Regions from separate parts of the Homo sapiens genome. Here region 1 is linked to region 2. The links are chromatin contacts, found by Hi-C or POLR2A ChIA-PET in ENCODE. All regions are on one chromosome and are shown on one strand. The core of a region is the stretch at or near the end of the contact, and the rest is flanking DNA. Distances in the headings are between cores, read along the strand shown.

What was found. A loop is a pair of places that touch in the nucleus more often than their neighbours do. ChIA-PET counts read pairs that join two places held with the same protein, here RNA polymerase II (POLR2A). Pooled maps may share reads with other maps.
Region 1: a loop to region 2 is called in a pooled map, with 2.2 times the contacts of the local background. The contact joins two enhancer-like sites. A Hi-C loop is called at or near these places in 2 of 168 maps with a recorded cell type or tissue (Caco-2 and Panc1), 2 of 37 single-sample maps with no recorded cell type and 3 of 50 pooled maps. POLR2A ChIA-PET finds 5 or more read pairs at or near these places in 1 of 52 experiments (activated CD4-positive, alpha-beta T cell).

The regions. Positions count from the first base shown.
Region 1 is chr6:39,142,272-39,144,971 of GRCh38, forward strand. No RefSeq gene overlaps it. Among named protein-coding and RNA genes, the nearest start is that of SAYSD1, 28 kb to the left of the region's middle. Within about 2 kb of position 1,445, at least 3 of the 41 ENCODE cell types and tissues checked have a DNase peak (open chromatin) inside an H3K27ac peak, as active enhancers do.
Region 2 is chr6:38,875,311-38,878,010 of GRCh38, forward strand. DNAH8 (dynein axonemal heavy chain 8) reads left to right here. Exons shown (of 93, transcript NM_001206927.2): 53 at 281-518. Among named protein-coding and RNA genes, the nearest start is that of DNAH8-AS1, 76 kb to the right of the region's middle. Within about 2 kb of position 1,306, at least 2 of the 41 ENCODE cell types and tissues checked have a DNase peak (open chromatin) inside an H3K27ac peak, as active enhancers do.

The DNA of each region.
Region 1 (2,700 bases), core at 195-2,694, 270 kb after region 2:
GAGGCAGGCAGATCACGAGGTCAAGAGATGGAGACCATCCTGGCCAAAATGGTGAAACCCCGTCTCTACTAAAAATACAAAAATTAACTGGGCATGGTGGCGCACATGTAGTCCCAGCTACTCACGAGGCTGAGGCAGGAGAATTGCATGAACCCAGGAGGTAGAGGTTACAGCGAGCTGAGATCACGCCACTGCACTCCAGCCTGGTGACGGAATGAGATTCTGTCTCAAAAAAAAAAAAAAAAAAAAAAAAAGGCGTATGTGCATACGCGCAGACAGACAGACAGACAGACAGACCTTTATCCTTTCATTCCTTCCACATCCCAATTACCTATTTTACCACTTTATCTGCAGAATAAATTCACAGCCCACTAAACTATCAGGCTCCAAATAATTTTCATTCATTTTGAAAAATCAAATATACTTTCAGAGGAAAAGATTTGCCACCATGAAGGATATTCAAAGGGATGTGCCCAGACTCTAAAGATATCTATTTACACCATTTATATGTGTGTGTGTGTTTGTGTACAGTTGGTATTTAGTAAAATCCTTAGCCCCTCTGAATCCCGCAGACAGATCCACAGCCGGTGCTGTGATGCTGAGCCAAGATTCAGGATGATGGACAGGGGCAGGGAAAGATTGAGGACCAGGATTCACTTTGGAGCCAGCCAGACCTGGCCCCCAGGCTCAGGGAAACCCACTTTGGCTGGGTGACCTCCATCAGTCACATCATCCTTTGAAGTCTCAGTTTATTCATCAGGAAAATGAGGACAATAACATAAGTCTCATAAAGTTTGAGGATCGTTAAGTGTTAACTTCATAAACAAGCAAAGAAGAGGCACCAGTGGCTGGGAACGTTAATTCTAATTAAGGCATAAGGCATCAACATGCTTGCATGATATCTCGTGTAGCAGGAAAAGATGGAGTCAGAGGAAAAGGCAGATATGCAGGCTTAACTCTGTCCCAGCACACCTTCTAGAAAGAAAACAGCTGTCTCCTGTAATGTCCAGCTCCCCTGCCCTTCCTAGGTGGAAGGGTGGTGTTTTGTTCTCTCCCGAGGAAACCATTTCTCAGTCTCTCACCTGGTGTAGTCCATTGGGCCCTGAAGCTACCAGGCCAGTTTCAGTCAGTGTTTATGAAATGCCTTTGCCGGAGGCTACCTGATTGGCTTATCAGCCCTGGCCCTGGTAGCATTTCCGTACAATGAGCAGTGACATTTACAGCTTCAAGAAGTGCAAGGGAAACATTTTTCTTGCAGACTCCTCTTTCTCTCTCTAATGAAGCGGTCATTATAATCTTTCAGAGATGGTGCTCAAAAATGTACCCTAGCTTCCCACAGGAGAAACACTGTAAATGTCAGACACCCGATCACACTGTCTGTCTGGAGTGCATAAAACCAGCTGCTTGAACGCTGGAAAACAAAAGTCATGTTTCTTCCTGTTCTGCAGCCAAGCCTGGCTTCCGCGCATGTGACCTGTGCGGTCGCGCGGAGTCCTTCACTCAGAAGCCTCTGTTCTTGGTTTAATAATCTGCATCTAAAACTGGCACTGTACCATATAAAAATGAATCATAAACTTTAGGCTAAGAATTTACGCTTCTTTGTTTTTCTTTACATAGTTACTTAATGTATTAGTCTGTTTTCCCACTGCTGATAAAGACATATCCAAGACGGGGTAGTTTATAAAGAAAAAGAGGATGAATGGACTCCCAGTTCCACGTGGCTAGGCCTCACAATCATGGTGGAAGTCAAAAGGCACGTTTTACATGGCAGCAGGCGAGAGAAGAGAATGAGAGAGCCAAGTGAAAGGGGAAACCTCTTATGAAACCATCAGATCTCGTGAGACGCATTCATTACCACAAGAAGAGTATGGGGGAACCTCCTCCATGATTCAGTTACCTCCCACCCACCCTGCCAACAACATGTGGGAATTATGGGGGCTACAATTCAAGATGAGATTTGGGTGGAGAGACAGTCAAACCATATCACTTAGTCTTTACTTAAAATGGGGTCTCACTAAGTTACCCAGACTGCTCTTGAATGCCTGGGCTCAAGCAGTCCTTCTTCCTCAGCCTCCCGAGTATCTGGGACTACAGGTGTGGACCACCATGCCTGGCTCCCTCTTTGTACTTTAAATAGCAAATAAAAAGCACCACAAGTTGAGGGATTGCAGAAGAAAGGAGAAAGCTCTTTGTTTTTGTATATGTAACAGCACTTTTGTTCTGCTTTTTGAATGAGGAGCGCTGCATTTTCATTTTGCACTGGGCCCCACAAATTATGTAGCCAGCCCTGTCTGAAGCAGTGTAGAAATAACAGCTGTCTTTATCAGAAGGATAGGAAATAAAAATAAACACAAATTATGAGCACTCTGGCATAACTCACCTAATGATAACCCCTCTCATTGAGACCTCCCTTCTCAGTGTGTGGGCTACTCACTGTCCATGTTTATTCTTAACTGCACTGAAAACTACCCACTGCTGGACACATGTTTCTCTCCATTTCAGTTGCTTGATATTTGATATTCTGAGATTGAATGTAGAATACTGTTTCAGGAAATTACAATTTCATAAACCCTGTGTGAAAAGAAAAGACTCTTCTTTGTCCCTGGACATCTCTCAAAGGCCCTGTCTCTCCATCAGTCTCTCTGCCTCCTGGCTCCTTCTCTTCCACCACTGCCAGTTTTCTCACCCACTTCACATTTC
Region 2 (2,700 bases), core at 56-2,555:
GGAAATTGAGACTCAGAGAGGTCAGTGGGATGAGCTGAGGGTTGAAACCACAGGAGCAGATTTTCAGTTCAGCATCCTTTCTGCTAGACCATGCTGCCTGTCTAAAACAGGATAGCCTTTCTTCTACGTGCTGTTGGCTGTAGGACGGTGATCAAGCAATAGCTTGAGATATATCTATTTTTCTTCTCTCTTCCTTCCTCCTTTTAATTTTACTATTATTTACAATTTTTTATTTTCAAAATTTTAATTTAAAAATTTATTTTATTTGAAACATTTTCAGTCTCTCAATCTTCTGGAAGGGTTAATTCCCTCCAAAGAAGAAGGCGGTGTTTCCTGTGTCGAACATCTTCATAAATTATTTGTGTTTGGCCTAATGTGGAGTTTAGGAGCCCTTCTGGAATTAGAAAGCAGAGAAAAGCTTGAAGCCTTCTTACGGCAGCATGAAAGCAAGTTGGACTTACCAGAAATACCTAAAGGCTCAAATCAAACCATGTATGAGTTTTATGTTACTGATTATGGTAAGCCCACTGAACTATACCTTAAATGAAATGACTTTTTTCAAATGAGAAAATATAAGCTTTCATAAACTCTTCTATGAGAGAATATTAAAACAATTATGAAAACATAATTGTTAATACCATTTTGAAAAGAGCATGTATTTGAAAGAGAGTGGAATTTTGCATATGAATTGTGCCCGAAACTGATATTGAGACTCTTGACTTCTCCTTTTGGAGTGGGCTCAGTAAAATCTGGCATAAATAAGTTAGTAATACCTTGTACAACATCTACTTTCTAATGCTGGAATAGGAAAGGTAGCAGCGTGGAGAACACAGATTCTTCATGATGCAAAGCATGCTAATACACATAACGGATCAGCCCCACAATTCCCCTGTTGGGAATGCCAGAATGAGTAGAGAATGAACGTAGCAGATTCCTCAAGGTCCAGCGCTGTCACCTTAGCCCCCCAGCCTTCCATGTATGGCCGGGCCCAGCTCACTGCTCCTTAAAAGAAATGCCTTTGAACTTGGTGCTTTCATCCAGAGCCCAGGCCCTGATTCTTCAAAGTTCCAAAGAGGAAAAATATGCTTCCTAAAAACTCTAATTACCTCTGGTTCTTCCTAAAAACTCAAAAACAGCAATAGTCTTTTGTTTGTTTGTTTTAATGAATAAACTGAAGGACAACTGGAGCAGGAGAGTAGACAGCAATAGCCAAATTTTGAAAGCAAGAAAGCAGTAAGGTAAGCGGCAGTCGATTTAGCACACTGGCAGTGGGAAGAGCTGAGAAGTAATTGAGAAGCGCACGTCACAGGACATTCAAAGGGCTCAGGAAGTGGAAACTGGGGCAAAAGTTGAGCTAAAAACCACAGGGCTGGTTATAAGTCTGTTTGAGAAAAAGACCTCCTGGGCCGCTTTCCAAAGCCCTGCTGCCAGACAATCGGCCTTCCCCACACTGGCAAGACTAAAGAGTTACTGTTTGAATCGTGTAAAATAGAGGGTTTCCTAGACTTGGGGACACCAGGCACATTTAAGAGTGGGAGAATCATACCAAAACTGGGGATTAAGTGGAAATTTGTGTTTGAAAGGGACTGAGATAAATAAATTTTTTCAGTGGGCCATCTTTAACCAGAAAGGCCAATAATTGTATTACATGTGTTAGATGCTGCTAAAGGTTTGAGATGGCAAAAGGGCACTCTAACTCAAAATGCAAACTAACAAAGGAATCTTTAAATCTAGATATGCACTCCCTTAGAATCCAGAGCCAAGCTCCTCCACAGCGCTGCTTTCTGAGCAGCCGGAGTTCTATGATGTTTAAAGGTTCAGATTGCCTCCCTCTGAGTGCCTTGTCCTTATTCAGAGGCCGGGCCCCAAGTTACTCAGAGAGTGAAATTCATCAGCAGCAATTTTCCAACCATGGCAGAGCCTTGGTTAGGGGATTGAGATGGCATCTAATAAGGAAGCCAATAAAATAATTACCTTCCTCTGTGCCATCAAAAATATGTATTGCCACATTTCTTAAAGAGCAGTCCAGTGATGTTTGTGACATTTTCTTCCAAGTAGCTAGGACTGGTTCTGTAAGTTTAGACAATGATGTTTTCTTATTTTTAATGGAGATGTTAACAAAAGGTTGACAACAATCTAGACTCATATTCCTTCTTCAAGGTGGTCCTGAAGTGGTCTGTTGACTAAAATATTGAGGGGTTGCAGGCATTCAGTCTTGCCATCCTAAGTAACTACTTTTGACGAAATTTATTTGCCCGAGCCTTTGTGGCCACGAAATGAACTAAGATATTATGCACTTAGTGGTTATTTAGGGCCCTAACATGTCCACTCAGCTGACTTCTAGCCAGCCCTTTCTTAACTCATTCTTCATCCATCCTTTTAATTTTTTTATGGACATTAACATCTTTGGAGAAGACTTCATTCATAGATTTAAAATGAAGTAAGGAGACTTATGCTTCCAGCGAAGATGGAGTAATGGGGACTGGGTTTAACCTCTTATATTAAAAATATAGAAAACTGGACAAAATGTGTAAGACGGTTTTTTTTCAGAGATTGGACAATAGGCACTACTGGACTGAAATCACCGAGGGAAGTGAAACAAGGTGATTGCATTAGTTTATTGCATGGATGCAGTTTCTAGAAGCAGCTCAGGGAGGGGAAGATCAAATAGAATTGGCTGTCTCACCAAATGAGAAGGCA